Regions from separate parts of the Homo sapiens genome. Here region 1 is linked to region 2. A link is an interaction called in ENCODE POLR2A ChIA-PET data of the cell type or tissue named here. Cell type or tissue: PC-9. All regions are shown on one strand. Links, peaks and the distances in the headings refer to the core of each region. The heading gives the core; the rest is flanking DNA.

Region 1 (5,375 bases), core at 65-5,064, 150 kb after region 2:
AGCCTATATTTTCAAAGCTTCAAGCAGGCCTCTCTTTTACAAGTGTTGAATTAACCCCTGGGAGAAGATAGCCTTTTATTTTAGGAAAAATCCACTCTGTGTGACTCTTTCTTGTGAAGATGTAAAGCAAATGTTCCTGTAGCTATGGAGATAGTGGAGACAGCTGGGCTCCTGGGAACCAAATGAGTCCACAAGGTGCCAGGGAAGGTTATCTGTGTAAGTAGAAAATGCTTCTTGGAGTAGGCATGGCTTTGGACTGTCCTGTGCTAGAAAACAATTTCTTCCACTTAGGAAAATGTATAGTCTTACGTAGGTAACACCCACAGGAGATGAGAATCTGAGGCAGGCCTAGTTTTTACCAAGAGCTGGAGAAGAGCCTATAGAAAGAACCTGAGCCACACTTCAGTGCAGTGCTGCCCAGACCGCACCATTAACGTCCCCAAGATGCTATTCAAGATGAGGCCGCTGAGACTGAGGCTGGATCACTGAGTCTTGAGGTATAATCATGTTGTGCTTTGAGTGCAAAAACACACCAAGGAGGGTGTGTTCCCATACGGGGAGTAGACATTCCCACTCTCGATCATCCTGGGAAGAAGTCGTCCCAGAATATACAAGACTGGGGCTGCAAGTTTTCACCTAAAAGGGAAAGAAACTCATCTCCTCCATTTATCTGCAGAAGTGGGAGAGAGACCAACTGGGCAGAGGTCAGCTGGGCTCTATGACATGCCCACTGACATATTCTGTTTAGGATGGCAGGGGTGGCAAGTGACAACCAGGACGGAACAGCTGAACACATAAGCATCCTCTAGAGAATCCCAGAAATACTCAGAGAGGAGAGGAGAAACAAGATGAGGCTTAAAGGGCAATATGAATATTAAATAAGCTTTTTCAGTAGCTACTAGCTGAGGCTTGGATCTGTTTGCCCACTTCCACTAGGCTATGAGTTCTGAAGGCCAAACCTGTTACTCATATTTGTGTCTCCAGAATGATCCTAGCAGAAAAAAGGGGCTCAATAATCATGTGATGCATGAACCTGGAAACCAAGCCCACTCCTGCAGAGGGAAAGCTGAGGCACAAGGGTATTCGGGACCTCACGGATCAGAAAGGAACTCTGGGGAATCTTGAATGATGTTTTTTCTCGGTACCTCCCAACAGAAAGAGAAAAACCTGCCTCCCATCCTCCAATGTGCCTCTCAACAGAGAAACAATATTGAAAAGCCAGCAGAAAGCTTTAACAGAAAAGAAAAGCGAGTGGCTCATGGTAAGCCTTGTGTCCACGCAAACATTCTGTGGATGAAGAAGAAAATAACCAGGAGCCAACATCCACACAGGCCAGGCACCAGGGCTCCCTTCTCCTGGCACCAGTTTCTGAAAATGACTTCTCTCCCAAGGACCCCAAAAATAAGGGGGAGCTAATTGCATCCCAGAGCCCTCCCCATCTGGACTGAAGTCAAGGAGAGACAAGGAAAGAGCTGGGGCTTGACAAGTTCATTAGAAGAGGGCTCAAGAGCAATGTGGCTCTGCCAACAGCATCCAACAGCAGGAGGATCTAAACAAACCTGGTTTCTCTGTTCTCAGCAGTCCTTCTGATGAAAAGGACTGGCATGGTTTTACTGCCTAGCTGGTTAAGCAAAAAAAGAAATGTATTTAAGAGCAGACTGGAGATGAAACATTCAGAGAGTAACACCCATGGTTTGATAAGGAAACTGTCACTGAAGGCAAGTCCTAAGTGCCAGAAACCTGGTCCTGCTGCAATCACTACTGTAGCCAGCACTGATTTCATGTCAGCACCAGGAACATGAACTTGCTACCACCGGCAGTCACCACCAAAAGCTGGGCACCCTTGTTGCCATCCACACCAGCAAACATGGCTGCTCCAGCCACAGCCTGTTTCTCCCTGGGGCTCCCACTTGAACCAGTGTCAGTATGGACGCATCTGATTGGTGGAGCCTGGCCCAGGTCTATGTCCCAGACCCAGGGCAGGCTGGGAACTTGAGTTCTGACTTCCTCATAAGACATAAGAGGAACTTCCCTGGAAACAGAAAGACAATTCAAAAGGGCATTTCAAGGTTAAGAAAAGTTCATGGTGGTGATGGTAGCAAAACAGTGTGACTGTATGTAATACCACTTCAAAATGGTTAAGAAAGGTCAGGCATGGTGGCTCACTCCTGAAATCCCAGCACTTTGGGAGGCTGAGGCAGGAGGATCCCGCTTGAGCCCAGGAATTCGAGATCAGCCTGGGCAACATGGTGACCCCTGTCTCTACAAAAAATTAGGCTGGGCGCGGTGGCTTATGCCTGTAATCCCAGCACTTTGTGAGGCCAATGCGGGTGGATCACCTGAGGTCAGGACTTCAAGACCAGTCTGGCCAACATGGTGAAACCCTGTCTCTACTAAAAATACGAAAAATTAGCCAGGCGTGGCGGGGTGCGGTGGCTCATGCCTGTAATCCCAGCACTTTGGGAGGCTGAGGCGGGCAGATCACGAGGTCAGGAGATCGAGACCATCCTGGCTAACACGGTGAAACCCCGTCTCTACTAAAAATACAAAAAAAAAAAAAAAAAAGTATCCAGGCATGGTGGCACGTGCCTGTGGTCCCAGCAACTCGGGGAGAAAAGCTTGAACCTGGAAGGCAGAGGTTGCAATGAGCCAAGATCGCGCCACTGCACTCCAGCCTGGGCAACAGAGCAAAACTCTATCTCAAAAAAAAAAGAAAATACAAAAAATTAGCGAAGTGTGGTGGCAGCTGCCTGTAGTTCCAGCTACTCACGAGGCTGAGGCAGGAGGATCACCTGGGACCAGGGAGGTCAAGGCTGCACTGAGCCGTCGTCGCACTACTGCACTCCAGCCTGGGTGACAGAGTGAGATCCTATCTCAAAAAAAAAAAAAAAGGGTGGTTAAAACGCTATATTTTGTTATGTGTGTTTTACCACGAAGAAAATTTTGAAGTTAACTACAAACAAACAAAAAAAGACATTGGACAGCTGTGTGACAAACAGCCATGGCTGATATCAATCACTGTTGGTGAATAAGTAAATAAAGGCATTAGGCAGAGACATAGGATCCTCAGACCCACAGTAGTAATGACCAGTCACTGTTTAACCTTTCTCAGTTTACTGAGCATTTTCAGCGTACTTTGTACTTCCTGCTATCATAGCTCACACCACACAGGAGGACTGTTGTTTACGTAATCACAGCTCATTTGTGTGAGTATTTAGTGTGCCTGGTGCTTCCACCCATTATGTGTTACTCCTCACTGCAACCTGGAGGTAGGTGTTGGGTGCCGGTATTGCTCAGAAGCAGCAATTCATTTGTTATACTTGGGGAGGGGAGGCTCTCGGAATAAGTCAACAGAAATAGAGTGTGAAGTTAGCAAATTCAAGGTAAAGATCCAGAAGAAACTATAGAAAACTAAAGAAACAGAGAAAATAAGAGAGAAAGTTCAACATATTTATTTTTTGTGACCACAAAGTGAGAAGCCTAGAATAGCCTGAAACACAGAGAAATTTAACCAAATAGGCATAGGACTAAAATGCTAAAACTAAAAACTAAAATGGCATAATGCCCTACATCTGGTAGCCCTGGCAACAGGCCTCCCACCTTAGAGTATGATGTTATAATGAGAAAAAAACACGTGCAAATAAAGTAAATAGTCATTCCACGGCTGTGGAGAGAATTGGATTTGATGAATGTCAAGTCTTCGCACATTTCCAGGCCCCCACTAAAGGAGAATCAATCAGCAACAGTTCTATTCCCATTTTCAGATGGAAAATCTCAGCCTCATATGAGTGAAGGAACATTGCCATTTGCTATCAAAGACAGATCTTGATCCTATTTTTTTCAACCCCAAATTCCAAGCCTTTGGCTCATCTGAAGGTTTGGGTGGGAGTGTGAGGAGGACTAAATACAGTGGACCTGTATTTTAAAAATCAATATAGTCTGGATGCGGTAGCTCACGCCTGTAATCCCAACACCTTGGGAGGCCGAGGTTGGGCGGATCACCTGAGGTTGGAAGTTCGAGACCAGCCTGACCAACATGGTGAAACCCTGTCTCTACTAAAAATACAAAATTAGCCGGCTGTGGTGGTGCATGCCCATAATCCCAGCTACTTGGGAGGCTGAGGCAGGAGAATCACCTGAACCCAAGAGGTAGAGGTTGCGGTGAGCCCAGATCTCACCATTGTACTCCAGCCTGGGCAACAAGAGCAAAACTCCATCTCAAAAATAATTAATTTAATTTAATTAAAAAATCAATATTATTTTACTGAGAACAAGACTGTGTGCCTCTACTCCATGGAAGTAACTATGGCAGGCACTGCAGATTGGAACAAGATGAGCGGGAACCCCCTGTCCTCAGGGCAGTGGTGTCGCCAATGAAATGGGCCTGATGCCATGTTTATAGCGTGAGCTGCTTTCATTTCTCCTTCCGTCAGGGGAACAGGTTTGGCTAAGCCAGCGATTCTCAGCCTGGGCTGCACCTTGTTTTGTTTGTTTGTTTTTGAGTCCGAGTCTCACTCTGTCGCCCACGCTAGAGTGCAGTGGCGTGATCTTGGCTCACTGCAAGCTCCGCCTCCTGAGTTCACGCCATTCTCCTGCCTCAGCCTCCGGAGTAGCTGGGACTACAGACGCCTGCCACCACGCCCGGCTAATTTTTTGTATTTTTAGTAGAGACGGGGTTTCACCTTGTTAGCCAGGATGCTCTCGATCTCCTGACCTCGTGATCCGCCCACCTTGGCCTCCCAAAATGCTGGGATTACAGGCGTGAGCCACCTCGCCTGGCCGGGCTGCACCTTGTTAGCTCCTGGTCTGACTTAAGTGGTCAGGCATGCAGCCAGGGCATTAGTGAATGGGCAGCCAAGTGAAGCAGCCCCAACCTAAGCTGAGATAAGCTCTTGGGCCAACTGGGGCATGGAAGGGAGGAGGGAGTGTGGGGACTTTTGTATCAGGGAAGTAAATGGGCCTTCCAGGAGAATGGCCAGGGCTGTGGTCTCTGTGGCTGTAGATACAAGCCCCAGGGAACTGACAGAAGGAGGAGCGGGGAGCCCTGCCTCTCAGCAGGCACCTGCAGAAGTCACAGCCACAACCTCAAACATCAGGCTGCTCTCAGGGTGAAAATGCTTCCCGCAGCCTAAGATAGGTCCTTTATTGTCAGAACCAGGAAGCCAGGTGTGGTAGCTCACACCTGTAATCCCAACACTTTGGGAGGCCAAGGTGGAAAGGGGTGGTTGCGGGGGAAGTGGGTAGCACTTGAGGCCAGGAGTTCAAGACCAGCCTGGGCAATATAGTGAGACCTCATGTCTACAAAAAATAAGCAAAATTAGCCAGGTGTGGTGATGTGTGCCTGTAGTCTCAGCTACTCAGGATGCTGAGGTGGG
Region 2 (5,375 bases), core at 145-5,144:
AGTCTGGGGGGTGGATAAGGTTCAAGGTCTTCAACCTAAGTACTTTCTGTGATCTGATGTTTGTGTCTCCCCAAAATTTGTTGAAATGCTGACTCCCTAGATGATGGTATTAGGAGGGGGAGCCTCTAGAAGGTGATTAGGTCATGAGATGAGAGTCCTCATAAAGGGGATGTGTTAGTCCATTTTGTGTTGCTATAAAGGAAGACCTGAGGCTGGGTAATTTTCAAAGAAAACAGGTTTATTTGGGTCGCAGCTCTGCAGGCTGTACAAGCATGGCACCAACACCACTCAGCTCCTGGTGAGGCCTCAGGAAGCTTTTTCTCATGGAGGAAGGTGGAGGGGGAGCAGGTGTGTCACATGGCAAGAGAAAGGGCAAGGGGGTGGGGGGAGAGAGAGAGAGAGAGGAGAAGAAGGTGCCAGGCTCCTTTAAATAACGAGTTCTCGTGTGAACAGTGGGAACTCATTCATCACCAAGGAGAGGGCACCAAGCCATTCATGAGGGAATGACCCAAACACCTTCCCTGAGCCCCCACCTCCAACACTAGCTTTCACATTTCAACATGCGATTTGCAGTAGAAAAACATCCAAATTATATCAAGAGACCCCTCACCCCTTCCACCATGTGAGAACACAGCTAAAAGTTGCCATCTATGAAATAGGCGCCAGGTCTTAAACTCCCTAGCCTCCAGAACTGTGAGAAATAAATTTTTGTTGTTTGTAAGCTCCCCAACCCTACTGGACTAAAACAGTGCTTTTACGTGCTATTCATATTTATGCTCTGGGGGAAGCCAGGGCACCCGGAGGGAGATGTGCTAGTCCTCCCAGGACAGGGCCGCTCAGTGGAGCAGGGGTTGGCGGCCCTTCCACTCTCCCCTCTCCCCTCTCCGTATCCTGGAACCAGGAACAGCAGCCAAAATCGTTAAGGCAGCGGTTCTCCAAGGCTCCCTAGGAGAGGGGTCAGTGTGGAACAAAATCTGATCCTTTCTGTTGTTCTTTTGGAAATGGGCTGTTACGGGGTGGGTGGACTACAGGGACTCCCATCTGCCCCAGTGAGCTCCACCAAGACTCCTTAAGAACTGCGCTTTGAGAAACTTGGAAACTGTCCAAAGACACCAATTTCCCTCATTTCCTCCCTCCCTCTGCTCTTCGCCTGCCCCCTTGCCTCTCCCAGACCGTTTCATCCCAGAGCCTTCCCAAGTTTCCAGAAGCCCTTTCTTCTTTCTTCTGTTTGTTTGGGGAGTGGCTCTCTCAGGCTTGTTCACCCAACAGCCCAGTGAGTCCCTGAAGAGGCTGGCACAGCCATCTCCCCATTTTCCCTGCAGGTTTGGAAGAGCAGCCTCGAAGACCGAGGAAGAACATGGACTCTGGAGTCTGTTACTGCCAGTTTTGGTTCTAGTACGTTAAACTCCTGAGCCTCAGGGTCTACATCTGCAAACTGAGGTGACAATGCTGGACTTCTCTAAGAGATGACCTGGAGGACCAAACTTATCTCCTGCCAGTGTTTCTCAGCGAGGGTGCTGGTGGTGTCTGAGGCAGGCTGTGTCTTCGTTATGAAGGAGTATCCCACATGTTACGGGGTATTTAACATCCCTGGCCCCACTCGCTCACACTCAGCAGTGCCTTCAGTCACTGGGACATCCTGGATACCCCAGGCATTTCTAAGTACCCCCTGAGCCAGCAGTCTCCCAATCGAGAAACTAAACTCCTCGAAGGCAGGGACCACGTCTTTGTGTTGCCAAAGCCAGGTGCCCAGTAGGGGCTCAATATGAGTTTGTTCCTGTCATGGACTTTTTTTTTTTTTTTTTTTTGAGACTTGAGTCTCGCTCTTTCGCCCAGGCTGGAGTGCAGTGGCGTGATCTCGGCTCACTGCAACCTCCGCCTCCCCAGTTCACGCCATTCTCCTGCCTCAGCCTCCCGAGTAACTGGGACTACAGGCGCCCGCCACCGCGCCCGGCTAATTTTTTGTATTTTTTAGTAGAGACGGGGTTTCACCATGTTAGCCAGGATGGTCTCGATCTCCTCACCTCGTGATCCGCCCGCCTCGGCCTCCCAAAGTGCTGGGATTACAGGCGTGAGCCACAGCGCTCAGCCTCCTGTCATGGACTTTTAAGAACAATGATTTTTAAAAATCCCTGCTGAGGCAACTGTGTGATCAGGACACACTCATGCACACACCGTACAGCACTCAAAGTCCTTGCCCCGGTGGCTCCCAGGCTGCGACTGCAAAGAGCAGCAGGGCCCAGCAGCAGCCAGGGGTGACAGACTGTACCACCTTATAAGTCCCGGAGCTCAGCGCAGCAGGCTTGGCCAACCAAGCCCTGCAGTGGGGCAAGGTGTCAGGCAGGATGTGTCAGAACCCAGGGTGAACCACAGAGCCTTCAGGGCAGAGTGACGTGACACTTCCAGTCAGACCAGCCTGACTGTAGGCGCTAAGGGCCTGCTCTTCCCCAGCCATCCAGCCAGTCTGTGTGCCCCTGGCTCAGCTTTACCCAAGAAGAACACGGACTCCTTGAGGGCTCTCCCAGCTTCTGGGAATGCCCTTAACACAGGCACTGGTCTCTTGGGCATGGTGCGGCACCCCTCTGAGCCTGCTTCCCGATCTTGTCAATAGGAATGCCGGTCAGTAGGAATCATCACACTGCCTCTGAAATCATATAGTATATGTGGAAAATATACTACATGGATGCCGCAATTCTGTGTATTCCTCCTTGCTTCTAAACCAAGAGACAGCCTGCTGCATCGGAAAAACCCTGACTTGAGGAGTTCGAGACCAGCCTGGCCAACTTGGTGAAACCCCACCTTTACTAAAAATACAAACAAATTAGCCAGGCGTGGTGGTGCACCTGTAGTCCCAGCTACTGGGGAGGCTGAGGCATGAGAATCACTTGAACCCAGGAAGCAGCGGTTGCAGTGAGCCGAGATCGTGCCGTTGCACTCCAGCCTGGGTGACAGAGCAAGACTCCATCTCGGGAAAAAAAAAAAAGAAAAAAAGAAAATCCTCAGTCCTGGCTTGGGTATTTTACTAGCCACAGGATTTGGGGTGAATTTGAACACCCATTTAGTTGTCAAATCATCAGAATAACGGTCGCTGACTTTCCTACTTCGTAGGAGCTGTTGTCACAACCAAATGAGCTAATAAGCCCAGTGGAAATATTTGTGTAGACTCCAAAGCCAACACACCCTCCCATCTTCCCCACCCCGCCTCTGGCCTGATGGTCCTGGAGAGGAGCAAGGCTTCCAATCCCTTCCTAGTCAGCCCCTCTGTGGGGACAGCTCCCTGACTTCCAGTGACTCTCTTTTGGAATTGCACATTTATTCATTCACTTATTCAGTAATCTGATTTCCTTCAACAAGAGGCTTTTTCTCTTGGCTGCAAAATCCATTTTTTCTTTCCTTTCACTGTGTCATTCTTTCTTTCCTTTTTTTTTTTTTTTTTTTGAGACAGAGTTTCACTCTTGTCACCCAGGCTAGAGTGCAGTGGCACTATCTCGGGTCACTGCAACCTCTGCCTCCTAGGTTCAAGTGATTCTCCTGCCTCAGCCTCCTGAGTAGCTGGGATTACAGGCACCCGCCACCACTCCTGGCTAATTGTTTTATTTTTAGTAGAGACGGGGTTTCTCCATGTTGGCCAGGCTGGTCTCGAACTCCTGACCTCAGGTGATCCACCCACCTTGGCCTCCCAAAGTGCTGATTACAGGATTACAGGGATTACAGGTGTGAGCCACTGCACCTAGCCCACTAGGTAATTCTTGACATTTTTCTCTGTTTTGCATGTTTTCTGTCCCTGAGAGTGGGAGACTTTGCCTGGCCCTCTCTTAGGGCTCAGCAAGCATTCTGGGCAGGGCAGGGACCTGTGCAAATGTATTGCTCTGGCCGGAGGCCAAAGGGACGGAGAAAAACTCCTTGCTCTCCACAACACCTTGCTCTCCAGCTTATTGTCTTGCTATAAGTGCAAATAAAAATCTAACTGGACATTATTGCATTGGCTGTTGTTGTTCTGGTAGATGTTCCACTTGCCTGTGAAAGCGGGAACCCTCATTGGGTGAGAAACCTCACAGTAATATGACTTATAGTCATGGAAATATATAGGGAAAATGTATACATAATAAAGTTATATTGATATATGTGTATGTGTATATATAGACAGAGATATAGTCAATTCTCGTTATTCACAGATTCCATATTTTCAAATTTGCCTACCTGCTAGAATTTATTTACAACCCTCGAATCGATGCTTGCGGCACTTTCACAGTCATTCGTGGACATGTGAAGAGAGGCAAAATATTTGAGTCACGCGCCACAGACATTACCAGCTGAGTTTGAACAAGGTGACACCATCTTCTCATCTCAGCTTTCATACTGCAAGCAAGTGACCTTTTCACAGTCAATTTAGTGACACGATTTCTGCATTTTTGTGCCTTTTGCTGGTGACCCCCAAGCCTGGTGCTGAAGTGCTGTCTAGCATTCCTGAGCACAGGAAGACACTGACGTTCCTTACAAAGAAAAATGCATGAGTGAGATCTGCTCCATTCAGTCATGGGGTATACTGCTGTAGCCCGTGAGTTCAATGCTAATGAATCAACAATATATATTGCTATAAGGTGTCTCTAAACAGAAACATGCAGCTGGGCACAGTGGCTCATGCCTGTAATCCCAGCACTTTGGGAGGCCGAGGCAGGGGGATCACTTGGGGTCAGGAGTTCAAGACCAGCCTGGCCAACATGACAAAACCTCATCTCTACTAAAAATACAAAAATTAGCCAGGAACGGTGGTGTACACCTGTAGCTCCAGCTACTCAGGAGGCTGAAGCATGAGAATTGTGCTTGAACCCTGGGAGACCAAGGTTGCAGTGAGCCGAGATGGCGTCACTGCACTGCAGCCTGGGTGACAGAGCGAGATTCTGTCTCAAACAACAACAACAACAAACAAAACAAAACTGGAAACATGCAGAAAACAATGTTATCTGTTGACCAGTTGATGAAAATGTTGTGACCAGAGGCTTGTGGGACCTAAGCCTGTATTTCCCCCTAGGAGCAATACTTCAGTATTTGTTAATTCAATGTTTGAGATGACTTTATACAACATATAGATCCCCTTCTATATTTGAGGAATTCCCCCCGCTCTGGGTCTTGGAGAGGCAAGGAGCTACCCTTCACTCTAGAGTCAGGGCAGGCCAGGGGGAGCCGGGCCCTGTCAATCAGACCAAGTCACACTCAGAGCTAGTGCCACACAGAAGGGAGGAGTTTGAGAGATTATCTGAAGCATCTCTGGTGGTGGAGATGGTGACTCCAGCACCAGGCCATTCTCTGGGGCCAGTGCTAGCAGGGTTGGAGGTGCAAGCCGGTGCAAGCTGTGGTGCTCATCGGGTCCTATA

What was found. Peaks named below come from ENCODE experiments on the same cell type or tissue, not always from the same donor. Only the 100,000 strongest peaks of a DNase experiment are listed, where the experiment ranks them.
Region 1: POLR2A ChIA-PET joins it to region 2 with 6 read pairs; 5 of 35 experiments call an interaction of 5 or more read pairs at or near these places.

The regions. Positions count from the first base shown.
Region 1 is chr17:31,800,802-31,806,176 of GRCh38, forward strand. No RefSeq gene overlaps it. Among named protein-coding and RNA genes, the nearest start is that of COPRS, 56 kb to the right of the region's middle. RefSeq lists a silencer at 107-300 and an enhancer at 1,809-2,103. In PC-9, for the core only: no CTCF peak of the experiment used is centred there; no DNase peak of the experiment used is centred there.
Region 2 is chr17:31,652,789-31,658,163 of GRCh38, forward strand. No RefSeq gene overlaps it. Among named protein-coding and RNA genes, the nearest start is that of MIR365B, 80 kb to the left of the region's middle. In PC-9, for the core only: no CTCF peak of the experiment used is centred there; a DNase peak (open chromatin) is centred at 2,373; H3K27ac peaks cover 569 bases.